2 separate regions of the Homo sapiens genome follow, and region 1 is linked to region 2. Evidence: read pairs that join two places in POLR2A ChIA-PET (ENCODE). Cell type or tissue: Panc1. All regions are shown on one strand. Links, peaks and the distances in the headings refer to the core of each region. The heading gives the core; the rest is flanking DNA. Region 1 overlaps TACC2 (transforming acidic coiled-coil containing protein 2). Region 2 overlaps TACC2 (transforming acidic coiled-coil containing protein 2).

The links. ChIA-PET counts read pairs that join two places held together with the same protein. Peaks named below come from ENCODE experiments on the same cell type or tissue, not always from the same donor. Only the 100,000 strongest peaks of a DNase experiment are listed, where the experiment ranks them.
Region 1: POLR2A ChIA-PET joins it to region 2 with 5 read pairs; 3 of 35 experiments call an interaction of 5 or more read pairs at or near these places.

What each region holds. Positions count from the first base shown.
Region 1 is chr10:122,140,154-122,154,805 of GRCh38, reverse strand. TACC2 (transforming acidic coiled-coil containing protein 2) reads right to left here. Exons shown (of 23, transcript NM_206862.4): 7 at 11,100-11,234. LOC124902518 (a long non-coding RNA gene) reads left to right here. Exons shown (of 2, transcript XR_007062323.1): 1 at 1-2,286; 2 at 7,799-8,502. Among named protein-coding and RNA genes, the nearest start is that of BTBD16, 120 kb to the left of the region's middle. RefSeq lists enhancers at 1-202, 13,338-13,632, 13,358-13,652. In Panc1, for the core only: no CTCF peak of the experiment used is centred there; no DNase peak of the experiment used is centred there.
Region 2 is chr10:122,087,077-122,101,728 of GRCh38, reverse strand. TACC2 (transforming acidic coiled-coil containing protein 2) reads right to left here. Exons shown (of 23, transcript NM_206862.4): 4 at 13,770-14,652; 5 at 13,138-13,251. Among named protein-coding and RNA genes, the nearest start is that of TACC2, 110 kb to the right of the region's middle. In Panc1, for the core only: no CTCF peak of the experiment used is centred there; no DNase peak of the experiment used is centred there; H3K27ac peaks cover 2,315 bases.

The DNA of each region.
Region 1 (14,652 bases), core at 4,827-7,326, 56 kb before region 2:
GTGGGTGCGCGCCTGCATGCGTGTTTGCAAGTCCTAAAAATATTTCCCTCTTTCCATAACCAGCCGAGAGGCCCTGTCTGTATAATTCCCTCTACACCCTGCCTAACTGTGGCCAGCTGCAATTAATATACAATTGTGTCTGAGGATAAGAGATTAGTTTTCCTAAATTCTCAGATCTTCAGCAGTTGATGTGTACATGGGAAGAAAATCTTCCCGTGACAACAGACTGACCAAATTCCTGCTTCATCTTTGCTGAGCTTAAGGAATCGTTGTGAGAGAGAGCTGGACACAGGCATGACAAGGTTTCCTAACAGCCTGCAGAGGCTATTAGGCATCAGTTTGGCAAAAACTAAATGCATGGCATATTTACATATTTTTCTGCGTATCTTTAAACTATTACTCCAGGAAGACATGAAGGATTGCTACTTTGCATAAGCATTTCCCCTGTGCAGTGACTGCCTGCCTCGGAATCTACCTGTGCCTACGATCTTAAGACCAGTTTATACACACACCCATGCCCCAGTATGGGACGGCTCCTTTGTCCGAGCAGCAGCAAGTTTGGCTCCAAGAGGGAGCCTGGCCCGGCATCAGGCCCTTGGAAGCCCTCAATAACTATGAGCATATGAATGGAGAAATGGGTAGACAGAGCTGTACTTGCGGACACAGACGAGAAAGGCAGACATCCAAACTGTTTCCAGCTGAGGCCAGGGCTGAAGGCAACTCAAGGAGGTCCTCCCTAGGACGAGCCCTTCCAGGGCTGCAAAGAGACCCCAGGTACCACATGCAGAGCCCAGAGCCGGTCCCCAGTCTCCCTGACCTCAACAATCTCCCTAGTGGCAGATCTTGTTTATTTTTGTGATTGGGGGCCCGGAGGGAGGAAGACAGGTTGGTTGCTCAGCAGTAAGGTTTGAATTAAACTCTCTTCCTCAGACACCTAAGTCAAAAAGATGAATAGAAAGCAAGGGACATTTTTCACTCACTGGCATCCTTAAGCTGACCCTGAGAAGTTATTAGTCCTCTGTGCTTCCGTTTTCTCATCTGTGCAATGAAAATAATAACAGTTCCTCTTCCATAACATCGAGGGTGCAAGGTTTAAATGAGATAATATGTGAAAAAGCCCGAGGCACTGCAGTGCAAGGCATACAGCAAGTGCTCAATACATGTTTAGCTGTGGCTGCTGCTGTGGCTGTTTTGTGAAAAAACAAGAAATCACTTTGGCCTGAGGAGGACTTGGTGTCCCTGCTTCACTGCCTCTCACAACACCTCTGGGACTCGAAACCCGAGGTCTGCAATCAGGCAGCAGAGTTAGAAGCTGGAAGGCTTCCTGGAGGAGTCCACAGATATGAGATGACCCAACCCAAATGGTTCCCACCACAGCTTTGGCCTCAGAGCTTGGGGCCTCGGCCAGTGTTCTGACTTTGCTGGGCTTCAGTTGTCCCATCTATAAAATGGGCACAACAAAAATATCTCCCTGACAGGACTGTTATGCACATTAAGTGAGATGAAATACATATCGGGCCAGGCGCTATGGCTTATGCCTATAATCCCAGCACTTTGGGAGGCGAGAGGATCACCTGATGTCAGGAGTTTGAGACCAGCCAGGCCAACATGGTGAAACTCTGTCTTTACTAAAAATACAAAACTTAGCCGGGCGTGGTGACCTATGCCTGTAATCCCATCTACTCAAGATGCTGAGGCAGGACAATTGCCTGAACCTGGGAGGCGGAGGCTGCAGTGAGCCGAGATCACACCACTGCACTGCAGCCTGGGAGACAGAGCAAGTGAGACTCCGTCTCAAAAAAAAAAGAAAGAAAGAAATATATATCAAAAGCATTGCTCTCAGTGCCTGGTACATAGAAAGTACTCAGTAAAGGCCAGATGTTATCACAAGAGGAAGAAAACTAGAGCCACTCTGTGATGCTCCAGGGAGAACCTGAAACCTAATCCCAGTCAGAGCCTATTATGTTGCTCTCCACCCTTTTCTCCACAAGGTCCCAGTTCCCACCCTGAGTCCTGCCAAACAGTGCTGCAACAGTCAGCGTTCTGGCCACAGAGAGTGAGGATGCAGGATGGCTCGGCCCATTTCCCCAACTACGTCAGTCTGGACAGATGTCTCAGGCTGTGTTGGCAGAGGCACTGCTGGTACCACGTGCCAACCTCGGGACAAGCTGCCTCCTCTTGGAAATGAAGCAGGGACGATGCACCAGGGAATCATGTCATCAAGTCAGCCGTGTCAACACGCGTTTATGGAATGGAATGGAATAGAGTATCACTGCAGCCCACCAAGTAAGGGAAGGTCCGTGCCAATCGTGGACACATATGGGGTTAGTACATGTGTACTGGCCACAATGTTAAGCTTCTCCCTGTGGTTTGAGCAGAGCCGCTCTGGCCAGACTGCAGGTCCTCCGACCTGGGAGACTTCCCCCTTTCATTTGTGTTTGCTTATTTCTTTTTGTTGTTGTTGTTGGATCTTCCATCCCTCTTTAAGAAATCATTCTGATTTTATTCATTGGCTTTCAGCTCCATTATCTAAACCCAAGAAAGGCAGGCAGGACCCTGTAATTCTTTCTGCAAAGCCAGGAAATGATGCTCAGCAAGACGGTATTTAGACAGAGATGGGAGCAGGGACACCAAGGTGGGGCACAAGGTGGGCAAGTCATCCTCAAAGAGCCACCATCCTTTGCCTCTTAGCCCAGGAGAACACTCCAAGGTCTCCATGTTTGGTGGAGCCACATGGGGAATTATACCCTTCTGGCCCTGGGCCCCAGCCTTGGGCAGTAAGGGGAGGAAATGCTGGTGCCAAGCCCCAGGCCCTGGGCAACTTCTCCCAGCGAGCCCCTGCCCAGAGTCACAGTCCAGCCTGGGAGTAGTCACCTCCGCAGTGTCACCCTCAGACATACTGTGGCCCACGTTGCAGGGTCACCACTGTATCCCAGCACCTGCCTTCAGCCTTGCACAGAGCAAATGCTCAATCAACGTTGGTGAATGGATGAATGCAAGGCACAAAGACAGACCCAGGTCCCCTCCATCCCCACGGCCACTGCTTTAGTTCAGGCCACCACTGTCTCCCACTTGGACCACAGGAACAACTTCCACATGGCCCTCTGACCTCTGGCCTCTCCTCCACCCACCCTCCTCCTCGCCACCAGAGATATTTCCCCAAACTAAATTCCATCCTGACTCTCCCCTGCTTGAAAAGAGAAGACATGTTTCTTTGCACTTCTTTGGCACCAGCAAACTCCCCAGTCTGGCTGCAGGCCCCTCTAAATCTGAGGACCATGGCCACCTTGGCTGCTCACCCTGCTGCTCTGTCTGAGACCGCCGTACCTCCCTCTAGTCCCTCCAGTTCCTCTCTGACCTGCTGCCTGAATCTGCTGGGCCTCGCCACACCCCAAGCTTTGGCACATTTGGTTCCTCTTCCCTGAAGCACTTTTGCCCTTCTTTACCCTCAGCAAACACCTAGCCATGCTGCAAAACTCAGTGGTGATGCCGCCTCCTCTGGGAAGCCTTCCCAACTTCTCCAGGCAGAGTCAGGTGCTCCCTTCTCTTGAGTCTTTTGTTCTCAGCTCTATTGGAGAGTTTATCAGGTTGTACTATGTTAAGTTTATCATGTTGTATTTTTCTGTTTCCAGAACAGCTGTCTCTGTCTGCCTCCTTTTCCCCATCACTGCTGGGAGTTGGAGTGGGGGGAATGTGAATTCAATGCCTCCTACTTGTCAAACACTGAGCTACATTCTTCATGTACATTTACTACTCACAATAACCCCCAAGAGGTGGGTACTACTAGCCCTATCTTAAAGATGGGTAAACCAAGGCTCAGAGTAGTCAAGTAACTCATGCCATGTCACACAGCTGGTAAATAGGCCTGTCTTTCCAACTTCATGCTCCTTCCCCTGCGCCACCTTCCGAATAGTCCGTGGCATAGAATCAACCGGGATGTATCTGCCGAGAGGCTGGCTGGCAGGATCAAAAAATGCAAACAAAGCAGAAGAAAGGACCCAGGAACGCTGCATGACTCCACCTAGACTCCAGCGCTCAGCAGGTCCTTCTCCTGACAGCGAAGTATTAAAGAAACTGGCTCATCAACACGGCGAGGCACTCGGGCATGGTGGGGTCCTGAGCCGCACATGCTCGTACCATATCCCATCCTACCCCACCTCCCTGGGCCCTGCCTCCCTTGGTTTGGGGGTCTATTTCTCCACCACCTTTGGGGCACTCTGTGACCAGCCGTCTCCTGGCCACCCCTCTTTCTGCACCTCCACTGGGTCTGAGGGCTGGAGAGCACGCATTTGGCTTGGAAGGAACGCAGCCTCCCGCAGGGCAAGCACCTAAAACCATCAAGTGGAAGCCGAGGGCCGTCCCTGGGCAGCCGTGCTCGGGGAGGAGGGTGGGCTCCTGGCCTCAGCTGCCCCTATTCAGGGCAAGAAGGGCCCCCACACTGCCCTGGAACCTTCCACCCACCAGTGCTGTGCTGAGCACGTCCAGCCACGCCCTCACAGATGCCTGCCCATATGTTCCTCCCTGAGCCCCATTTCAGGGCGGGATCCCCTTCCCAGCTGCTCTAGGGGCCGTGGGACTGCCGCCCAGATGGCGTCACAAGCTGAAGCTTTGCAGCTTCTCCCAGCTGTGCCCCCAGAGTAGGGCCAGGGAGCCCCGCTGCTGCCGGCTCTCCTTCCCCTCCCCTCCCAGAAGGAGGAAAAGAACTGCAGACCTGGGCCCACGGAACTGAGGGAGCCACCATCTAACTGACGCCCTCTGCTCCTGCTCCTCAGGCTGAAGCCAGCGGGACAGCCCAGCACCCACTCCGCGGCAGCTCACATTTCGGAGACTGAGCGGGAACCAGGGGACCCATCAATGCCTCCGCGCGTCTCACCGGCCGGTGACGTGGCTCAGCGTAGTTATGCTCAGTCTGCCCCGGACCCAGTGGGCCTCAGAGGCAAGAGAACAATGGAAACTTGACCTGCGTAACCAAGGAATGATGCCACGAGAGCCCAGTTTGGTCAGCGCAGAGTCTAATCCCCGGAGACCCTCAGCCCAACAACCCAGCCCCTTTCCCTAGTGAGGCAGAGAGGCTCATCTGCACCCCGCCTACAAGGCAAAGTGCCGCGCTGGGGAGCGGACTGGCGAACTGGCTCCAGAGCGAAGATGCATCATGTTTTCCAAAGGGCTGACTTCTCTAACTCGGGTGGAGGGAATGGGGAGGTTTCTGCCCTTCCCCTCCTGCGCAGGAAAAACTCTGGAGTCTTGGAGAAGTGTTGACAGAGGGAAGGGAGCAATTTGGGGCAGCTGCCCAGGGCGGGTGGGGCCGGGAGTGTGGGGGCACCTCACAGGAAAGCCTGAAGAGCCAACGCCACAGCCGCCACAGTCTGCAGCTCAGGGTAGCATTTCTCAAGGGGTGTCTCCTGGGCCTCCTGCCCAGCACCGGGGATCCGGCTTCCTCCTCCCTGCAAGAAGCTCAGCTGCTTCTCCCATCCCGTTTCTCCCGCGTCTATCCAGACAGCCCTTGGCCAGGTTTCCAAGTCACCAATTCCTAGGGGACAGCTGTCCGCAGCAGGGAGTGAGAGGCCAACTCTGAACAGAGATGATGCTTGCGTGGGCTCACACCCACACCCACTCAGCTCATGTCCAACACACCAGGCTCTTTGCCACAAGCTCTCAGAGGTCAGCTGTGGCTGCCTTGGTGAGGTGAGGGCTTTCAGCTTGTATTCCTGGAAATTCTTATTATCAGACCCCTCGCCTGGCTTCAGCCTCGTACAGCTCTCCAAAGAGCTGACAGCTCTGGAAAAGTCAGGGTGACCTGCTGACCCCACAAAGCCTCAGGAGGGCTACGATGGAGGGGAAAGGAAGGCCCATCAGAAGCGTGGTGACTGCAGCAATGGTCTCCCTCCCAGGCAGGGATAGGAGGCAGAGACTTGAAGCTCTCTCTCCTTCCCAGAACCTCACTTTTCTCCCTCTCAAAGTCACATCTGTTCTCCCCAAGGCCTACGGCCTAATGATTACCAATGAGAGTGGGGGGAGGGGAGTGTGAAAACTCCTGGAGAAAAGCCATTTGCACTGGAAACGTGGGATTGTGTCATCGTTTCCACAGCAGCCGCAAGAAGCAGGAAGAGGCAGCAGGAAGTCACCCAGCATGTTTGCAAGAACAGAGCATCTGTCAATTCTGTAATAAGATGTGCCCTGGGCTTTCTTTGTCAATACACCAGGTCTCACTGCCTCGCTGCTCCCCTCCAAACCCAAAGAGAGAAGACAAAGCCACAGATATGGCGGGCACTGCAGCTGCCTGCGCATAACACCCAGAAGGCACGCTGGCTCCAACAGGCGATGCCTGGCTGGTGGCAGGAACCCATGGAAGACGTATTTCCAAAATCAAGAGTCCATCCAGGACCTCAAATTCTGGCCCAGGGCTGGGCATGGTGGCTCACGCCTGTAATCCCAGCACTTTGGGAGGCTGAGGCGGTCGGATCACCTGAGGTCAGGAGTTCGAGACCAGCCTGGTCGACATGGTGAAACCCCATCTCTACTAAAAATACAAAAATTAGCCAGGCATGGTGGCGGGTGCCTATAATCCCAGCTACTAGGGAGGCTGAGGCAGGAGAACTGCTTAAACCCGGGAGGCGGAAGTTGCAGTGAGAAGAGATCACGCCATTGCACTCCAGCCTGGGCTATGAGAGCGAAACTCTGCCTAAAAAAAAAAAAAAAAAAAAAAAATTCTGGCTCAGCCTGGGTGAATAACGACTTCCATTTCAGTGAAATCAAATGTTCAACCTTACATTTTCGAAACTTGCTTTGAAAACCTCCAGGAACTCATCCAAAGGGAAAAAACACGGTTGATTGGATCCCTGGATCCAGGCCATGGCCGCATGGTTGAAAGCAGCTGTGGAGAGAGTCGAGGTGGAGAGTGCACTGAAGGTGATGGAACCACAGCTGTCAGGGAGCCCCAGGAAATGGGGGCCTCAATCCTAAAACCACTCCTGTCTTGGCAGGCAGCTGGCCAGGTCTTTAACAATGCAGATCCGATCGTATCACTGTACTGCCTGGGGGCTTCTGGACACTCTTAAAAGAAAGCCCAAGGAGCCCATGACCAAAGCTGCTACAATTGGAGCAATGAAATAACGTAGTATTGGGTTATAACCCAAAGAATAAAATGAATATCCAGGAGTCCATGCAGATATAAATACATGATTGAATCAATTAATAAATGAAGGAGAACAGAAAAATCTCCTGTGCAGAAAAACTCTAAATAATTTCTGTAGATGTTCCACCCTAACAGAGGAGGAGCACAACTCTCCACCCCTTAAATGTGCACACAGTGACTTCCTTCCACAGACGACAGTACTGAAATGGGGGAAAAAAAGGAACTTGGCGGGGCGCAGTGGCTCATGCCTGTAATCCCAGCACTGTGAGAGGTCAAGGCGGACGGGTCACTTGAGGTCAGGAGTTTGAGACCAGCCTGGCCAACATGGTGAAACCTTGACTCCACTAAAAATACAAAAATTAGCCAGGCGTAGTGGCGGGAGCCTGTAATCCCAGCTACTCAGGAGGTTGAGGCAGGAGAATCGCTTGAGCTTCTGGGGTGGAGGTTGCAGTGAGTGGAGATGGCACCACTGCACTCCAGCCTGGGTGACAGAGTGAGACTCTGTCTCAAAAAAAAAAAGTAACTTTACAGTGGAGACAGTCAACAAACATGACCTCAGCCAAGCAACTGAGGTCAATGTCAGCAGTGATATGTCATGTCGATGGTATGTACCCTTGATAGGATGTGATGAAAATGACACTTGATCTCTGTTCTTCCTCCCAGAACCCACAGGCCCAGTCCAATCATGAGAAAAGCATCAGACAAATTCCAATAGTGGGGCATCCTACTAAATACCCAACCAGAACTCCTTAGAACTGTCAAGGTCATCAGAAACAAGACAAGTCTAAGAAGAAACAGCCACAGCCAAGAGGCACCTACAGAAACAAAATGGAAATGTGGTTTCCTGGATGGGATCCTGGAACAGAAAAAGGACATTAGGGAAAAACTAAGAAAACGTGAATCAACTATTGTATTAGTTCATTTTCTGTTGCTTATAGCAGAATACCTGAAACTAGATAACTTATAAAGAAAAGTAGTTGTTTTCTTACAGTTATGGAGTCTGAGAAGTCAAAGGTCAAGGGGCAGCATCTGGTGAGGGCCTTCTTGCTGGTGGGGACTCTGCAGAGTACAGAGGTGGTTCAGGGTATCCTATAACGAGGGGGCTGAGTAAGCTAGCTCGGGTCTTTCTTCCTCTTCTTATAAAGCCACCAGTCCCACTCCCATGATATCCCAGCAATCCATTAATTCATGAATGGATTAACCCATTCATGAGTGCAGAGCCACATAACCCAATCACCTCTTAAAGGCCTCACCTCTCAATACTGCCAGATTGGGGGTTAAGTTTCAGCATGAATTTTGGAGGCAACAAATACTCAAACCACAGCAACTATAGACTTTAGTTATTATAATAAAGATGTATCAATATATTGATAACTTTTTTTTTTTGAGATGGACCTCAGGGTCCATGCACATGCTGTTTCTCCCCAACAATATCTATTCTCTTCTGTATCTTCAGCAACCTCCGGCCCAGCCCACACATAAACCCACTCAGCCTAAGCTCTCAGTCGATTCCCTGGGAAGCCATCCTCAGCTACCCAGACTAAGTGAGGTTGTGGGTCGCATCCATCCAGGGTGCTGCACTTCTCCCCTAGTAACTCATTGCTCCATGTCTATCTGCCAGCACTGGATGCTCCTTGAGGGCAGGACGGTGCCTGTCTTCCAGACCTCTGTGTCCTGTCCCTAGCACAGTGATTGGCCCAGAGTAATCCCAAGTTCATGTTGCTGAATGGCTCAGATGTGTAAATGAATGAGATTCAGAAGCAACCCACACAGAGTGGGCTCCAGGGCTAAAGGTGAGATCACCCAGTGTGCCTTCTATGACAGGTTGAGAGCCGTGAGCCCATCTGACCTCAGGAAAGAAAGACATAGAGCAAATGGGTACCACTTGTGTCTGCTGGTGCCAGGAGGCACCAGAGATGCTCTCTGACCCTAACACTGCATCAGCAAAAGGTCTGAAGGTTGAAATTTTTATTTTAGATTTCATCAAAAATCTACTCTAGCCCTTGGATAAGTTCTTTTAAAAAAAATGAGGTATAACTTACATACCAAAAAATAGTAAAATTCACTCTTTTTAAGTATATAGTTCCACAAATTTTACAGAACATTTCCATCACCCCCCACAAAGATCTCTTCATGCTCATTTGTAGTCAATACAAATCCCAGCCCCCAGTGCCCACTGATCTGTTTTCCATTCCTTATTGTTTTGCCTTTCCCAGAATCTCATCTAGACTGAATCATGTAGAATGTAGTCTTTTGAGTCCAGTCTTTCTCACTTAGCCTAATGCATTTGCGATTCATCAATTTAGTTGCATGAATCAATAGCTTGTTCCTTTTTATGGGTGAGTAATATTCCTTGGCATAGATATACCACAATTTGTTGATCCTTTCACCAGTGGATAGATATCTGGGTTGTTTCAAATTTGGGGCAATTATGAAGAATACATGCATACAAGTTTTTAGGTAGACATATATTTTCATCGTTCATAGGTAAATATCTAAAAATGGGATTGCTGGGTCATATTGTGGATTTATGTTTACCTTTATAAGAAACTGAAGGGCAGAATATTTGAGAAGAGTAATTGTATTTCTTTCTCCAACACATTTTGGTTGTGCACCTACTATGTCCAAGGCAAACCAAGGGTGTTTCCCCAAACAGCTGGGGATGTTCCTGCTCCCCAACCTCTGCTTGTGCTATCTCACCAGCAGAAAAGCAGACCTCCCATACATTTCCTTGTCCTTGGGCCAAGAATTATGGCAGACCAGGCACTGCGGTGGATCCAAGAGGGGTGGAACAAATGTTCCTGCTCTGCCAACAACAATCTGAAGGATGGAAAGTCCCTCTGGGACTCAGGACCAACAGAGCTGCAGGTAGATGCCAGGAGATACAGGACAGAGAAGAGTTTAATGGTCTAGGTGGCATCATCCAGATAAGGCAGACTCTGGTCCAGCTCTGGGCCCACCCTACTGTTACCCGGTATTCTAGAATATCATCTGCATGTGGTGATGTTCCCTTCCTCTGATTTCTCTACTACTTCCCGACACTCTGGTTTGGCAGCTGGTTGTCTACGCTTTGGGCACCCCTTATATTCTTGCCCTCTACCATGGCTTAGCTTTCAGCACTGTGTGCTTCCCAGCCAGCAGGAGCTCCCTGAGGACCGAGGCCTGCCGTTCTCAGCACACCCAGATGCATTTGGCTCTCTACAAAATACTGTCCAAGAATGCTCTTTAGGAGGCTTTAATGATTTATAATCAAAACCAACTGCTTGCATGGAAACAGGAGTTCCAAATACTTGCTCTAATCATTAACTTTATGTGTCAACTTGGCTGGCCCATTGAACCCAGATATTTGATCCAACCTGTCTCAATTTCACTGTGGAGATATTTTTTACATGAGATTAATATTGAAATCAGTAGATTTTGAGTAAAGCTGATTACCTCCTATAATGTGGGTGGACCTCATCCCATCAGTTGAAGGCCTTAAAGGAAAAGGATTGACCTTCCCCAAGGAAAAGGGAATTCTGCCAGCAGATGGCCTTGGGGCTCTGCTACAACAACTCTTCCCTACTCTCCAGCCTGCCCTGCATTATTTCAGACTTGCTAGCCCCCACAATCACATGAGCCAATCCCTTAAAATAAATCCCTCTCTCTGCATATATATATACATATAAATACATACACATATAGATCATCCATCCATCTATCCATCCTATTGGCTCTGTTTCTGTGCAGAACCCTAACGCACTCGCCCACACCATGCTTCCCACTGTGACATGAGGAGCAGGTGGGCAAGGGTAAACCTGAGATCGGCTATGGCCCAAAGGGTCAGAGACATGGTCTCACGGGGCCAAATGGTCACCACCTTGTTACCATCCTAAATGCGGCTCACCCCAAGACCTAGGGGGCAGAGACCACCAGGCCCCTGCTCTCCGGGGGCAGGTGCTGTGGAGGGGGACTTGCGCAATACCTGCTGAGGTCCTTGGCCGGATCTGGGCAGGAGGGAGTGGAAGCTTCTACTCTGTCACCAGCTGGGGCAGATGGCGAAACTATGTGTTCTGCAGCCGAGGGAGGAAGACCCGCATGGGCAGCAGCTGGGGAGATGCTGGGGACACAATGAGGGAATTATTCCACATGGTGCTGGGCTCATTAATGGCACATTCATCAGGCCCCATTCACCCCACCCAACCCACCCGCCCACACATGGAATGGACTCTTTAAACCCCAGCACTTGGCTCCCCGGCTTCCCCATCCAGGCCTCCACTTCTGCACAGCAGGGCCTGTGGCTGCAACGAAGTGGCTCCCAGGCCAGGCCCTTAAGCTCCTCCCTCCTTAAGCTTCTGTAGAACCGGGTTTCTTTAACAGAGGCAGCTCAGGTGTCCAGGACACGCTATGTGAGTTTTCTCGTTTGATTTTTGTTTAGAGGAGAGGATTTTTTTTATGATGATTTCTATTCGTTTGTGATAGGCAATGAAACTCTACAAGGTGAGAACTAAAATACAACTTTACAAATTCCCCAGGCTTTGCCCGCAAATCCCAAGGCTGAGAAAAATCCAGGGGAAAAGGATGATGGGAAATTCGGGAACCTGCCCCGGGACCAGTTGGGCCACCCGTGTCCTGGGGGAGGAATGAGTTTCAGAGACGGAGTGTGGCCCTCGAGTAGGGAACGAGTGCCCCCTGCTGGACAGCCAGGGAACCACAGCGTGCGGGGCCTCCGGGGGTAGCACTGGAGACCACTCCCCACAAAAGCCAAAAGGCACAGGCTTGCAGTGCAGAAGAGGTTCTGATTTTCCCCACTGGCAAAAAGCAAGGCTAGCAACGGCCTCCACAGACTAAAGCCTGGGAACAGCTTTCAGGGTGGTACCCTCCCAGCCTCTCCAGCCATCCCTGCTCTGGTCCACAGTGGGACTGGCCAGGCTGAAGGTGTCTTGGGGTAGCCAGGCTGGAATACAAGACTCAGCACAGACGGCCTGAAACCCAGCCTGAGGTGGTAGCTGGGGTTTGTGGCGTCACAGCCCTTGCAGTGAGGGATCACTGCTTCCCTCTGCGGGTAAACACCTCCAGGGAGCTCCCAGATTGCAGGAGTCCAGGGTGCGTGGGCCTCTGGGCTGCTATGTCTGCTCACTCCATCTCTTCGAGGTCCACCTGACAGGCTAGCACCCTGGTCTGAAGGGCAGCTGCCATAGGCACCCACACTGTACACTGGACAGAGGACTCAGTCTTGCCCATAAGTCTGGTCACAGCTTAGCAGATTCTGCAGGTCCAGCAGGCACTTCCCAGCCCCTCACCGTCCTGGCCTCAGAGCTCCACGAGGACAGGGGCCACATCTGCCACATCCACCGCAGGATCGCAACCCTGGGCCAGGCCGCCCACAGCAGGCAGAGGGGATACCGCCAAGTGTCCAACTGGCTGCAACCAAGTGTGGGAGCAGAGCCAGGGCTGGAACCCATGCTGCCTGCTCCCTCGGGGCTCCACAGAGGAAAACAGAGCCCAAGAAATAACGACCTAGGAAAGCCCAGAGCAGACCAATCCACGGGGGAACAAAAATTACAAGTGCTTGGAGGAAACCCAGCAAAACAGCAAAGTGGATTCACAGATGGAGTGACTGGCCTCCTTTGTCAAACTATTATTTGCAACAATTTGGGCAGTGGCTAAAATTAATCATTTTGTAAAAGAATGACTCAAAATGAATAATGCAAACTACCAGAGGCATTTAAGCTCCTTAAGAGAGCTATTTTGCACTTTGGAGGCTGACATGTACTCATAATCGGCAAATGGACCACTTACAAACGCAAACTACTAGTCTAACTTCGCTTTCTCAAGAAATTACACTGCTGTGCTCCCCCCTCCACCACACACATCCCACCAAGATTTTACTTAGTTTAATGCAAATTGTGGAAAGGTGGTATTGTTTGTGGTTCTGTGATTTAAGGGTACTGTTTATCAAACTGCAAGGAAGGATCTCTGTCTTAGAAAACAGTGGCGGGTGGGGGGGAGATGCTACCTTAGATCTGTGGCCCGCTGCTAATCACAACAAAGCCAGCTCTGTGACAGCTGACAGCCCTGGGATCTGATGCAGATGCCCAAGGCTACACCTGCCCCATCTCTGAGAACACCCTGGGGCAGCACAACCAAGGCTCACTCACCAAGCTCCCCCGCCTGCCCTTAACACCCACAGCTGCTCCTGTTCCTGAGGGGCCACCTGGCTGCTCCCTCCTCCCTTCCTTCTGTTGGTCCCAACTGCCATGGCCACACCCTTCCTGCGCTGGCTGGGTCCCGTTAGCCAAAGGCATCAAACAAGTGTGACTCAACAGCTCATTTAAGAAAGGCGCCCCCCTCCTTCCACCGCCTGTTGGCTCATACCCAGGGGCCGAGGAGGTCAGGCTCCCACGAGGAAACACTCAGTGACTCACCATCCAAGCCCAAGCGCTAACACATGGGCCCCCACAGACACCTCCTGGGCCCAACAGAACTTCTCCTCTTCCCTCCTGACCCTCCTCCTCCTCCCCCAATTTTCCCAGCAAGGTAGTGGCACCATCAGCCCGCCAGGCCCTGGCACTGACTTCCAGTTCTCTCATTCCCATGCCCCTCATCACCCCTTCCTGCTGAGTCACCTCCTTCTCCTTCTGGAATCTGCCCTCTCTGAGCAGGACTCCTGGGCTATCCTGCTGTGCCTGCTTTCCGTTTTGTCCCCTCAGATCCAAGGCCCCACAGCCACCAGAATGACCCAACTCAAGTTCTGATCAGGTCCTTCCACTGAGTAAAGCCCTCCCTGACTTTCCACGGCATTCGGAAGCTGGTCCTCCAGGAGCCTAGTCAAGGTCCCTTGAACTCCCCCTGAGCTGCCAGAGGGCAATGTTGCTCAAGCAAAGCGAGTAAGCAGGTAGGGGCAGCCGGCAGCCAGCTCCTCACCAACAACCCCAGTCAGCTCCCATCTGCGTTCAAGCCTCCCGTGACCAGCAGTGACTCCTCTTAAAGACATTGTTCTCAGGAAGTCGGGCCCTGAACAAATGCCCAGGACCAATCCCAGGCCTTTGCAGAACCTTCCAGACAGCTGCCAAACCCAGCCCAGAGAGAGCAGGGCACTGATATGGGGTCCGCACATTCTGTAGTCTCATTCCACCTGCTAGAGTTATCTTGCTGTCTTCCTCTGGCGGAAAGCTAGCCTGGGGCTAAACATCTGGGATGCCTTTTTCCATTTAAGGAGTTAATCAGTGTTTTCCAAACCTTATTGGAATAACGAAGAAGCTGAATTCAAATTCATGTAGAGTGTTTATATTTTTGGAAGAGGAAGGATATGTTGATTTAAGTTCAACCTGCTATTTCTTTTTGTTTAGGACAGAGCTGACAGCATATAAACCACCACGCTTTCAGCAGACAGCCATGACTTATTGATCAAGGCGTTCTTTCCTGCTAAGCCCAGCTAGACAAGACCTCAGAATCCATCGCAACACAGATCCCTAGAGAACCATTACCAATGGATCAGAGACGATGGATCTGAAGAGTTTGCTGTCCCTGAGTTA
Region 2 (14,652 bases), core at 7,755-10,254:
AAAAAGCTGGGCATGGTGGCAGGCACCTGTAGTCCCAGCTACTTGGGAGCCTGAGGCAGGAGAATGGCATGAACCCAGGAGGCGGAGCTTGCAGTGAGCCGAGATCACACCACTGCACTCCAGCCTGGGCGACAGAGCAAGATTCTGTCTCAAAAAAAAAAAAAAAAAAAAAAAAAAGATGGGGTTTTGCCATGTTGCCCAGGCTGGTCTCGAACTCCTGAACTCAAGTGATCCTCCAGCCTTGGCCTCCCAAAGTGCTGGATTATAGGTGTGAGCCACCCTGCCCAGCTAAACACAATCATTCTACAAACATTTGTTGAGGGGCTACTATGTGCAGCCCACTGTGCTAAGGACTGGGGACCAGGCACAGTCCCTGCCATTGCAGGGGACTCCTTCCAATAGTGATAGATGTTCCTTGGGTGATACATGTGCCAGCTCTGGTCAAGCATTTCCAGTGCACTATTTCACTGAATCCTCATGAGGTAAGTATTAATTTTATACTCATTTTGCAGGTGAGGAAACTGAGACCTCATGAGACTAATATGACAAATGTCCTACAATGAATAAGCAGCAGATTTGAACCCAGATCTGTCCAGCTCAAAACACCCAATCTCTTCTGCAAATGAGAAAATCTGATTCACCAAACTGTAATACACTTGCCCCTGTCTTAAAATTATTGTCAGGCTACAGAAAGGAACCTCGCTACTCTGGTGGGAGGTAGGGGTACTCCTGGGGAGTGGAAGGGTCGGGAAGGCTTCACAGAACAACGTTTGTCTGAGCCTCTTGAACCAGAATGTGGTCCCATCACAGGCTACAAGTAGAGGGAGGGGCAAGGCAGGCAGAGGGGTCACCCAGAGACATGGGCACATGGGTCTGGCCAACATCTCTCAGCCACACTGGAGTTCCTGCCTCTTATGTCTTTACAGTCTGGGCCTGCTTCTGCACTTACACCTTTCTCCACATTTTTATACCAAAGGAAAAGGGGTTAAGAAGAGAAGACAACAGTCGGGCGCTATAGCTCATGCCTGTAATCCCAGCACTTTGGGAGGCTGAGGCGGGCAGATCACTTGAGGTCAGGAGTTCGAAACCAGCCTGGCCCACATGGTGAAACCCCGTCTGTACTAACAATACAAAACAGTTAGTCAGGTGTGGTGGTGCGTGCCTGTAATCCCAGACACTTGGGAGGATGAGGCAGGAGAGCTGCTTGAACCCAGGAGGTGGAGGTTGCAGTGAGCTAAGATCGGGCCACTGCACTCCAGCCTGGCCAACACAGCAAGACTCCATCTCAAAAAAAAAAAAAAAGGAAGAGAAGACACAAAATGGCCTTTGTTAGACCTTAGAGCCAGTGGCTTTTCAGGACCTTTCCTTCTCAGAAAGGAGCAGGGAAGAGTTACAGCTTTCCTCTTAGACTCAGTCACAGTCCCCAAATGCAGAATGCAAAGAGAGTTTCTTTTTTTTTTTTTTTGAGACAGAGTCTCGCTCTGTTGCCCAGGCTGGAGTGCAATGGCACGATCTCGGCTCACTGCAAGCTCCGCCTCCCAAGTTCAAACGATTCTCCTGTCTCAGCCTCCCGAGCAGCAGGGACTACAGGCGCACGCCACCACGCTTGGCTAATTTTGTATTTTTAGTAGAGACGGAGTTTCGCCTTGTTGGCCAGGCTGGTCTCAAACTCCTGACCTCAGGTGATCCTCCTGCCTTGGCCTCCCAAAGTGCTGGGATTACAGGCGTCAGCCACTGTGCCCAGCCCCAAAGAGTTTCTGAAAGCAAAAGTGTCACCCCAGGAGAGGCAATTTTCTACATTCCATTTTTACAGAATCCTCTCCATTGAAGATAAAATATGAACTAAATGAGAGGTATACACAACACTTCAACAGAAGCCTGGTAGTTCCTAACACATAAGCTTCCCATCTTCTTGAAAAAACAAAACTAAACCCTGCAGTGATCATTAAGTCGTTTTATCTCCCACAAATTTATAGCCCACTTGTAAAGAAACAGAGTTAAGCTGAGTTAAGCTGTAGCCTCTGTGCTTTGTGGCCCTGGCTTTCCTTTGCTTGGCTGACAGCATTTGCAGGAGGGTTGCCGAAAAACCACCAGCAAAAGCCAGTTGGGCCAGTGCTTGCAGCTTCTTTAATTCACCACAATTTGGGAAGTATGTGGATGCTGCTGGGGAGGACAGACTCAGATTAGAGTTCAACAGGAGAACGTTCTGCTGAAACTGGAGTTTTATCTCCTTCCAGCTGAGTGTGTCAGAAGGAGACTATGAATGACTATGAATGCCCAAGCCAGGCATGAGGTGGTACCTCATCTCAAAGGTGAGCTTCGCTGCTACCCAGCCTCAGGTGCCAGAGGAGCATCTGCCCAGCCATCCTTCATAGGTGGCCTGGAAAGGCAGTCTGGTCTGGGGTTGAGACTTAAGCCCAGGCTCGGCACTCACACTCTGCTCCAAATTCTCAGTCTGCCAACTCTGGCCATGTGTATGTTTCAATACCAGCTGCTTCGTCACTTGCCAGGAACAGTCTACTCCTCCAGCTATTATGTTATGGCGTCTGGCAGGCAGGGCCAGATGACTTTTCACCCTGCCCTTTCCTCTAGGGGTTTGGAATGGGCTCACAGCTCAAAATATCATGCCAAAATTGTCGAGGCGGTTTGTCCCATGAGATGTGCTCAGCACAGCCAGGCTCACCACACAGGCGTACTCCCACCCACTAATGTTAGCTTGCAGCCTCTCTGCAGCCGCTCCTGGCAAGAGGTTAACCCCAAAGCCCTAGATTCCACAAGGAAGGGAATGCATTCCCCACGGGTGCCAGATGGCTCCACTTCGCATCCTATACAATATTGCAACACGGAGAGCCACCCCCATTGGGAGGCTGAGGCTACAGGACGAGAAGAAGCATTAGAGGGTAGTGGCACATTCCAACAAATCCAGGCCAGATGTACGTGAACTCTATGAGCCCGTGTGTAAAAACACAGGTACCTACCATTAATCTACCTTAAGAATAGTCTTATCATCATTTAAGTGATGATGGTAATATTAATGATAGTAGCAATAAAAACAGTAACCTCTGGTACCTCAGTGCTTACTGCATGCCAGGTGGGCACTTTGCTAAGCTTTTCACACGTTATTTTTTACATAACTCTCTGTGGTGGACCCTAGCATTATACACATCTTTCAGGCAAGAAACTTAGGGTGGCTAAGGAACTTGCTCGAGGGTAAAGAGTCTAATAGCAGAGCCGTGAGTTAGACGCAGCCACCTGCCTCCAAAGTGCTGTCTGACCTCGTTTTTCAGGACAGGAACCCTCAGACTCACCTGATAGCTAGTTGTGTTGAATTATGTAGCAAACACGTATGCAGCGCCTAAGGTGCCTCATGCAAGGTATCAGGTGCTGGGTAACCAAGAGCCATGCCCTGCAAATCTAACATTCTCCAAGAAACAAGATCATAGCTTATTCTCTTAGCCAGAGGCCAAGACCAGCTCTCTATCAAAATGGCCACAAACATATCCATGCAAACATTTCTAGAAAGACAACCTAGGATCATGATGTCCAACTTCCTGATCCTACAGGGTACATAGCGAGCAGACAGGAGCCCGTGAACAGCTGACTCCTCACGTGTGTGCTGGGCCCTGGGCTGGGAGTCAACAAACCACATCTGTCACTCACCTGCCCCACATCAACCTACCTACCTACCCACCTAACCATTTACCCCAAACCTCTTTCTAGCAGAGGAGCGTGTACCCAGCGTGTCCTGAAAGCCCATCTCAGCTCTTCCCCGGTGAGAGAGCCCTCGGCTTCTCCTTCCAAGTGCCTGGCTTGGGTGCACATTTGCTGGGTGGCTGCTGAGCTGGCTGTGGGGATGGAGTTGCCCAGAAGCCCCCCTGCAGCTCAGGGACCTTGTCCACGAAGTCTCCACTGCAAGCTGACTTTGTGTCGGGTGTGCCGTGTCTCATCTCATCTTCTCCCCACTGTAACCCTCCTTTACCCCCAGGAGACATTGTCAGCCCCATTTACCTGCAAAGAAGCTGAGGCTTGGGGCAGTCCTAATAGCACCCAGCATCACCCCTCCAGTGGGAGCCAGGATTTAAACTCCGGCCGCCTACCAACCCTAGCCTCCAGCTTGATCTCATCCTCAGCCTCATTTCTCCTCCCTCCTACTCCCAGGGCCCTCCCCGTCCCCTGGGGCCACTTCAGAGCCCCGCTCTTCTCCCACCGAGTGTACTCCTGGCCTGAAAACTGAGTGCTGACCCAAATCCACTGTGCATTGGGGTCCTTGCTAGGCGCACCCTGCCCTCTCTCGGGACATAGACTCCCTTCCCCTGAGTTTCTTCTTCTTTCTTCTTTTCTCCTCCTTCTCCTCCTCCAACTCTTCTTCTTTTTCTTCTTCCTCCTTTTCTTTGAGACAGTACCTCACTCTGTCACCCAGGCTGTACCCAGGAGTACAGTGGTATGACCTTGGCTCACTGCAGCCTCGACCTCCTGGGCTCAAGCGATCCTCCCACCTCAGCCTCCTGAATAGCTGGGACCACAGGCATGTACCACCACACCACGCTAATTTTTCTTTTTCTTTTTGTAGAGATGGAGTCTCACTATGTTGCCCAAGCTGGTCTCTAACTCCTGGGCTCAAGCAATCCTCCCACCTCAGCCTCTCAAAGTGCTGAGATTATAGGCATGAGCCACCGTGCCCAGCAACCAGGCAAGTTTTTATTCCTAAACACCCTCGGCCAGGCTTGCAAAAGGAAAGGGCATTAAGAGCATCAGTAACTAGACCTGTTCCAGTGCCTTCCCTGGAAAAAGAAACACTTTCACAGTCTACATCTGAGTCATCAGGCTGCTAAAATATTTAACACTGGACTAACAGGCATTAAGAAAGCAGAGAAGAAAGAAGGGGCTGAGATGCTGTAAGCTGGGGCCTGTTCCTCATCCTGCCAGGTTTTCGGGACAAGAACAGTGCAGAGACATCAGTGGAAAAACCACATGTCTGCCCATTTGGGCTCCCTCCCAGTCTGGTGAGGGGCAGTCTTTTTTTTTTTTTTTTTGAGACGGAGTTTTGCTCTGTCGCCCAGGCTGGAGTGCAATGGCGCGATCTCAGTTCACTGCAACCTCTGCCTCCTGGGTTCAGGTGATTCTCCCACCTCAGCCTCCTGTGTAGCTGGGATTATAGGCATGCACCACCCTGCCCAGCGAATTTTGTATTTTTAGTAGAGACAGGGTTTTACCATGTTGGTCAGGCTGGTCTTGAGCTCCTGACCTCAGATGATCCACCAGCCTCGGCCTCCCAAAGTGCTGGGATTATAGGCGTGAGCCACCGCGCCTGGCCGGTAAGGGGCACTCTTGTAGGTGTGGCCACCGGGGGGTTTGTGGGCAGGGAGGGTTTGCCACAAGCGCTGCTGTCAGGAGCCAGTTCATGGGGCCATCCAGGGCTTCTTACAATGCCAGCTCAGATACGGGTGCGCAGGCCTGGATGTGAGGTCACATAGGTGAAGCCAAGCCCCCAGGTGCAATGGGAGGCCTCCTTGGGTGCAGGAAAGACACCTCCTGCTGATCCGCATTACTGGGCAGATGTGCCACGAACACACCTCAGCCTCCATTCTAGAGACACAACCACTTGGTCTCCCCACTTACAGAGCCAGCCAGCGGGAGGAAGGGGCGCCTAATACTCACCGAGCACCAGCAGGTGCTTGAGAAATGTCCAGGGCCTCACACACAGAGCCTCACCACACCCACTGGCTCTGATGGCAAGGATTAGCCTCTGACGTAATGCAAAGACACAGTGGCTTCCAGTTGGGTTGTCCTGTGTGGAAGCCACAGCCCCATGTGGGTATTTCACTATAAATTTCAATTAGTTGAAATTAAACAAAATTAACAATTTGGTTCCTTAGTGGCACCAGCCTCATTTCAAGTGCTCGCTAGCAGCCTGTGGCCAGCAGCGACTGTATTGGAGAGTGGAGACACAGGACATTCCCACCACTGAAGAACCGTCGGTGGACAGCGTTGCTGTAGGGAACAGGGCGCCTCCCCAGGACTCCACCTGGCTAGTAAGAGAATGATCAGCGTTCTGAACGTAGATCTGATGTCTGAAAAGCCTTGAGGTTCTAGTTCTAGTTCCAACTCTTATTAGCTTTTTGACCTTGACCAAGCCATGTCACCATTGGGAGCCTCCATTTCCTCATCTGGAAAAGGGGTACACAAACAGCACCCACCTACAGGTTGAGGTGAGAAAGAACCACGATGCTGCAGTGTGGAAGTACATTGGCCCAGAGTGGGGAATAAATGAAAGGAACTTATACAGAGCACTTGTGGCAGGTGCTCTCAATAAAGTGGCTCATTTAATTTTAACAGCGCTGTAAGGGAGTACTATTTGCTCCATTTTACGGGTGAGTCAAATGCCCCGCAAGGCGATGGCCCCAGGATCACAGAGCTAGAACCTGAGCCCTGTCAACTCTTGAGGCCTGTGCTTGTCACACCCTAGACCTCAGAATCATATGGTCTTTTCTCAAAAGCCTAGAAGCAGAATTGGGGTGGCTGGCATTGGTGAAAGGAAGATCCCCATCCCCCTCCTAAGGAGGGTCCCCAGTTCAGCACAGGCATCTGGGGGGAAACTTGCCATCAGGGGCCAAAACCCAGGTCTGTCTCTGCAGCTAGTTAGCCCCCTAGTCCTGTCCCCATTCTGAGACTCAGTTTCCTCCTCCATAAAGTGGTGGGGGGGAGCTCAATAAGAATGCCCCCACATTTCCTTGCAGCTCTCACCAGCTAGAGTGTAAAATATTCATCTCTCAAACATTGCTGCTGAAACAAAACCCAAACCCAGGTCAAACACAGTGGCTTCTACCGGTGGCCATAATGAGAAGTTCTCAGAGAGGAGCAAGTCAGCTTGGAGACATTCAATTTGGGAAATCATCACCTTGATCTGAATGAAACTGGCCCTTGACTTTGAAGTGGCAGTGAGCGGCTCTTCCATGCTGTGGGTTCAAGTGCAGCATGAACAGGGGACAAGCGGCAGAGAGGCTCCCAAGCTCTGGAGAGCCAGAAGCCAAGGTGGTGGCATGCCTGTCCCAGCCACCTGAAGACAGTGAATCCAGCCCCTGCCACCAAGGAGGCAGCCGCCCTTTGTGCAGATGCTTCATGAACCCACTTTCAAAGGGATTTAGAGGGTCGGGCATGGTGGCTCATGCCTATAATAATCCCAGTGCTTTAGGAGGCCAAGGTGGGAGGATTGTTTGAGGCTGGGAGTTCGAGACCAGCCTGGACAACATAGTGAGACGCCATCTCTACAAAAAAGTTGAAAATTAGCTAGGTGTAGTGGCGCGCACCTGCAGTCTCAGCTACTTGGGAGGCACGGAGGCTGGAGAGTTGCTTGACCCCAGGAATTGGAGGTTAGAGTGAGCTATAATCTCACCAAGTCACTCCATCCTAAGAGACAAAACAAGACCTTATCTCTAAAATAAATAAATAAAGATACTTGAAGCTTTTCCAAATGACAGATTCACCTCTCAGGAAATTCATTTTACTTATGAAACACAGATGCTTCATTTTACTTATGAAACACATAAAGGCTGCATTTCCAAAGGCTCCTTGACTTTGGTATATGATTGTTTATAGTGACTGAAGCTATTGATAAGAACACAATTTGTAAAGGCTTTAGTTTCCTAAGTACTTTTGATTCTGTGATCTCATTTCACATAAGGAGCTCCTTGTGGGCCAAGCAGGGTTCGTGGAGCCCCCAGCTTGACAGACAGAAACAGGCTCAGAGACGTGGAAGGGCTGGAGACAGACGCTCATCCAGTTTCTGCGTCTACAGATTCCTGCAGGGTCTGTTACCATTTCATTTGGAGATCTTGGGCATTGCCTCCTTTTGCTTAATTTCCAGGATGGTTTCGAAGAAATACATTTCAAATTACAAGAGTAGTTACCATTGTAATCATACATTTACCATATACCAGGCATTATCCCAGGAGCTTTGGAAACATTCCAATTTTATCCTAACCCCAATCCTAAAAGAGAGATGTTATCTTCCCATTTTATAGAGAGAGAAACTGAGGATGGAAAAGTTAAGCAGCTTATCCAAGGTAACGAAGCCAATAAGAGGCCAATGAGATGTGAATGCATCTGTCTAACTTAACTGCCTCCCATCTGAGAAGAGTATTGCTGTAAGTGACATTACCAAGTGTCGATTTCCTATGTCATATAAAATCGGGGGTGAGGTCTGTTGTCCTGGCTTTATCTGCTAAGAGAACCATGCTTCAATGTTGTTTTCTCTTTTCCTTAATTTATACAGTTGTAGCCATCCTCTAAAAGCTTATTCTTAAACTTGAAAACATGGTGTCACAGCTGGTAATTTTAGAACGGAGTGGAGGGAAAAGGAAGAAACAGAGACCAAATGGGAAGGAGGCATGGGAGGACAAGAGAGAAGCGGCTCCAGTGAGGCTTTCAGGTCCAGCCAGGGCTTCCTTAATGGGAGGCCAGCTGTCCTCTCTGTCCTCCCTCCCTCCACTTTTCAATCCAATTGCCCTTCCCCATTCAGCCTAGGTTTACACAAAGACCCTAAGCATCTGGGAACAATTTGATCCTCTTAAAATCCACTAATACTTGAAAATACCTTTCCAACCATTTCCCTAAATGGAAAAAAAAAAAAAAGAGAGAGACAAAGAGAGAACGACTCCTTTTAAACACATATTCAGCAACGACAAGCTTGGTGATATCCAAGATTAATCCAGAACGACACATCTGAACATTAGTGCTATGTAACCAAAATGCCAAATTCTAGACCTTCCACTAACAGGGAAGATAGTTGTATATGTACGTAGGTGAAATTGATTCAAGCACCTTCTGCAGAACAACCTGAAACTAACATGAGGCTGTCTCTGAGTCCCAGGCTCTTCCACAGGGAGGATCATACAATGTACAGAAATGCACAGCCACTCTCTGTACATTTCATTCTATACATTTCTATGCATTGTGAGTTCCTGCTTCTCAGAGTGAGAAGAGTGCCTGTTTCTCAGAGTGGGGGACACACAGACCCCCATGGGTGTGAGGTGTGGCTGGAGGTAGGCAAAGCCACAGGATATCCATGCCACATCCATTAGCAATGCCAATTTGACTTCATAAGATGGACAATAAAGCAGTAAACAAATTTATGCTACCTTCATGTACATGTGTATGAGATGGGTTATCAAACTATCCTGTCATCAAAATAGAAAAAGACACATTTCTTAGATATTGAATCTTATATGTGATATCAGCCCTATTCAAATTGGCAGAATCTTCAAAATTCAATCCACAGAAGCATGTCACCTGATAACTAGCAAGATAATAGAAAACTTGGTTTTGCTTTGCTTTGCTCTTCTGGAGGTAACTTGAAACAGTGTTTTGATGGTGAAATACAATATAATATGGTACACAAAGATACTCAAAGTGTTACAGTGAAACACAATCTCAAAATTTTTAACTTGTAGCAGATCACTCTGGGCTGTGCAGTAGGGGGTAAAAAAGAATTCACTCTCCTCAGCCATTGAAATATTTTAGCAGAGAAAGAATTCAACGCTGGAAAAGAAAGACAGCCAGGTTGAAGTTTCAACCTCAGGAGAACAGACTGAGATCCCAAAACCATCTCCACCCTGAAGAGAGATATAATCGTGCAGGTCACTGCACCAGAAATGCCCATCACAAAACAACAGGGAATCTAACACCCACTGGGCACCAGAATGGGCACGCTCCAGCGCTTGAATCAAGGATCTCATTTAACCCTCATGGCAATTCTTTGAGGCAGGTACAATTGGTGTCATCCCCATTCTACAGATGAACAAACTGAGGTTAGGTATGTAATTAGTAAGGAGCAGAGCTGGGGTGTGAATTCAGAGACCTGTCCCTGAAATTCATCGCCACCACAGCTCCTGGCAGTGTTCACCGAAGTCTGGTCACCCAGCCTCCCCAAGACCGCTGCTGATTTTCACCTTCAAAGGCAACACCTGCCCCTCCTAGGAAGTACAGCCCCTGGCCTGGCAGGACTTCCTCCGAGACCAGCCCAGGTCCACGTGCACGGCTTCCTCATGGTGGATGGGTTCACAAGCAAGAAGTTCAGAGCCTCTGCCTCAAGAGAAAGAAGCATTCCCAACCTGCCAGGCTGGATGAGAGAGTCCAATCCGAATTTTTTCCAGAAACCCTCAACCAATGTTAGGAAGCCTTTTCCCCAAGAGCCTAAAGCACAGGGAAGGCCAACTCTTTATGACCCCATTTCCTTCAAAGACCAGGGAAAAGCAGCTTCTAGGGGCAAGTGATCCAAATAGAATGTGACCCAGGTATTCAAAAGCCACATATGTCATTTTTTAAATTTAGGGAGCCACATTGAAAAAACAGAAAAAAGAAATAAGTGAAGTTGATTTTAGTAATACATTTTAACCCAATAGATCCAAAATATTATTATTTTGCATATAATTAACATTATATTCAAAATGACTAGTGATGTATTTTCTTTTTTTTTCATACTAAATTTTCAACATTGGGTGTGTATTTTACACTTACAGCACATCTCCATCCACACGTAGCCAGGGGCTGCTATGCTAGACCGAGCAGCTCTAGAGAGTACAAAAGTCTCAGCAGGAGCAAAGTGAATAGGAACACCATCAGAACCTAAATTTCCATTGCTGTTAAAACCATAATCAGTCATGCAATTTCAGCCATGAAGATCTGTTTGTAGGCTGAGTATGGTGGCTCATGCCTGTAATCACAGCACTTTGGGAGGCAGAAGCAGGAAGATTGCTTGAGCCCAGAGTTCAAGACTAGGCTGAGCACCATGGTGAAACCCCATCTCTACAAAAAATTAAAAATAAGCTGAGCATGGTGGTGCACACCTGTAGTCCCAGCTACTAGGGAGGCTGAAGTGGGAGGATCCTGGGGTGGTCGAGGCTGCATTGAGCAGAGATTGTGCCACTGCAGTCCAGCCTGGGTGACAGAGTGAGACCCTGTCTAAAAATAAATAAATACATGAATAAATAAATAATTTTTTAAGGATTTGTTTTTAAAGAGTTTTGACAGCACTAAAAACACTAAAGAGTGCTTTGATGGCACTAAAAATCTGCTAAAATGAAAATATACTAAAATACGCAATAATAATTGGTAGGTATTGTGGTTGTGAATTTTTCTCTGTCTACTTTTCTTTCTTTTTTTTTTTTCTTTTTTTTTTTTTTTTGAGATAGAGTCTCACTCTGTCACCCAGGCTGGAGTGCAGTGGCGCAATCTCGGCTCACTGCAAGCTCCACCTCCCGGGTTCACGCCATTCTCCTGCCTCAGCCTCCCGAGTAGCTGGGACTACAGGCGCCCGCCACCACACCCAGCTAATTTTTTGTATTTTTTAGTACAGACGGGGTTTCACCGTGTTAGCCAGGATGGTCTCGATCTCCTGACCTTGTGATCTGCCTGCCTCGGTCTCCCAAAGTGCTGGGATTACAGGTGTGAGCCACCACACCTGCCCCTTCTGTATCTACTTTTCCATACCTCACAAGTATTCTGGAAAAAACTATAATTTATAATACTAATTTATAAATTTTAATTTTACAATTTAAAGTGATTAAAACAACAAGTCATGAAATATTTATTGTACTACTATACATCTGGCCCTGCCTTCTCCAAGAAGGTGCTAACATGTTTAAGGACTCTGAAAAAGAAGGCACTGATATGGTCATTTTTGGGGTGGGGAAGACTTTTCCAAGCTAGACAGATATTTCTCCTGCCCCTTAACTGGGAATATAAAAAATACATAACAGCAAAGGCTGCAGGAAATTGTATCCTAAGTCAGTAGCAAAAAAGGGTGTCCAATGCAGATTAAACTTGCATCTGTTTGGCCAGCACATGCCCACATCCACATTGGCTCAGAGCTATGGGAGTCACTACTGCCAGGCGGCAGAGGCAGCTGGGTGTCAGTGGAAGTGTTCAGACTCGAAAAACAGGTGATCGTGCATTCTTTCTGAATGTGCAAAATATGAATCAGATCATTTATAAAATGCCTGCAGCTGTTTGGTAGGGTACACAGGTACTAATTTAAAGTCTGATTCCACCCTACTCATACACACAAGTGTTGTATGCATGTATATGTGTGCACACACAGCACCAGAACAGCCAAAGGCCTAGGGAGGCGGAAAGCTTGTTCACTGTGTGTCTGTGTACGTGCACAATATCACCATTTCCCCAAAAGGATGAAACCTTGAGCAGCAGCTTCTGCATAACACTAGGTGGCATTTCATGTAGAAAAGAACAGGCAGGCACACTGCAAGTGTGAAGGTCACTGTTCGTGGTTACATTTACCCTCCTTGAATCTCGAGATCTCCTGGAGTGTGACCGCTGTTGGTGAGCCATTCCTGCTTCGGAGACTAAATCAGCATTGAACCCATTTGCATCAAGATGTAATGAACTAGATGAATGGGTGCCTAGAGATGATGCGGCGGGTGTGGGGGCTGGGGTATGATATCTAGGGGCTGTAGGGTTTCTTTCTGTGGGGATGAAAATAACCTGAAATTGATTGTAGCCATGGTTACACACTGTGAATATACTACAAGCCACTGAATTGTATGAGTGAATTATGTGGTATATGAATTGCATCTCAATAAAGATTCTTTTCTTTTTTTGAGACAGGGTCTCTGTCACCCAGGGTGGAGTGCAGTGGCACAAACACGGCTCACTGCAACCTTCACCTCCTGGGCTCAAACGATCGATCCTCCCAACTCAGACTTCCAAGTAACTGGGACTACAGACACGTGCCACTGTGCCCGGCTAATCTTTGTATTTTTTCTAAAGATGGGGTTTCACCATGTGGCTGGTCTCAAACTCCTGGGCTCAAGTGATCTTCCTGCCTCGACCTCCCAAAGTGTTGGGATTACAGGCATGAGCCACCGCACCCAGACTGACTTTTTAAATTTAAGGTAATAAACTCAAGTATGAAAGCAACTCATTCAATCCCTTTTCCAACAATGGAGCTTTTAGTCATCCCAGGTACTGCTGTACCTGTACATAAAACGGGAATGGCCATTTGCTTCTTTCTTATGTAGGAACTCATGCTGTATAAGGACTACTCTCCTTTCCAAAACATCCAGTGTGTCTGTATCTAAGGAAGGCATCATGGCCTTCCAAAGACCAATATCTTTCGCTGACCTTTCTGTTCCTTCCGCACCTCTGGTCTCATCTGAAGTGACTTTATCCATGACTCTTGGAGCATCCTTCTTAGGAACCGAAGGTAACATGGATGGGCCAGGCCTGGGGCTCTCTCTGGGATAATAAAAGAAAGCAATTAATAGGATAATGTAGATAGTAAGGCATTTCTCCTCATGTCCTATTGAAAAAGCAGATTTCTCAATTAAAGTTTTAAGTGGCTACTACAAAAAAAAAAATCCCTAGGAAAAAGGGCCCCCTGACTAAATAAATCCAGATTCAAAAGCAGATGTATCTGGACTCCAGAAAAATATATGACTGACTATAACCTATCACTTAATAGTACACAGCCAGCCAGTAAACAGTTGATACTTTTCCAGTGGTTTAAGTTAGATGAATTAAGGAACACAAGAAAAAGAACATAGTCAACAGCTCCCAGCCTCCAACCATGGTTCTCACATTTTTCAGAGCCTCAGGACATCCAGAGGGGGTAAGCAGGTTCATTTAGCAATTAGATATGGAAAACTCAGCTTTTAGAAAACCACTCACCTATGCGACTGACTTCTAAAAATCAGGCTGGGAATCACCTTTGAAACTGACCACACATTCCCGTGGGAATTTTTTCATTTAAGTACCTGTCAGTGTGGAGCTCTTCTGGAGCCAAATGTTGCAGCTTCGGGTCGTGAGTTTCGTCAGGCTCTGGAGGTGAGGAGACGCACACCTTCCCATCCCCAGCTGGAATGGGGCGCTCAGGCCCTGGCTGCTCCTTAGCCTGCTGGGGCCTGGCTGGGCTGTCCCCATGAAGGGCAGCTGTACCCTCCATCCCCGGAGCCTTGTCAGAGCAGGCTGGGTCCTGACAGCTTCCTGGCAGCACCAAGTCACCTGCCACAACGGAGAATGTCCTCGTAGTACCTGCTTCAGGCAGATCACCGGACGCACATGCCTGTGTCTCAGCTGTGCTCAGGGTGATGTCACCCTCTGCTTCCCCAGCAGCGCCTGCCACCTTGCCAGGCTCCAGGGGAGTGTCTGCCACTTCTCCAGTTGGTGGTGCAGGGGTGCTCTGGTTGCCCAGGGCATTTCGCATTTCCAAGATGCCAGCAGTGACTCCGGGTCTCCTTTCACCCCCAAGCGTGTCAAGGGTCCAGGGCTCACTGTTGGCCTCAGGCACAGTCAAAACCTCCCTCTGAGGAGAAGGGGCACACGTGGACCTTGGCACATGTCCTGGAACCCCTGTGTGAGCAAAGTCCCCGGGACCATCTTCTCCATGTGGACTGTCGCAGGCAGATGTTTCCTGGTGCTGCTTTCCAGAAGGAATTCTGTCTTGGGCCACGGCCTCTTCTCCATGGCTATGGGGAGCCACCTGGAAGGCAGCAGCTCTCTCCACAGGGAGCTCCTGAGTAGCTGCTGGTGAAGGAAGACCTGAAGCTAATTCCTGCCTGCTCCTCTCCAGCTGTGAGTAAGCCTGGCCTTCCAGGCCTGGCCAGGCTGCCCCAGGCCCCTCTGGCCTCTCGTCTTCCC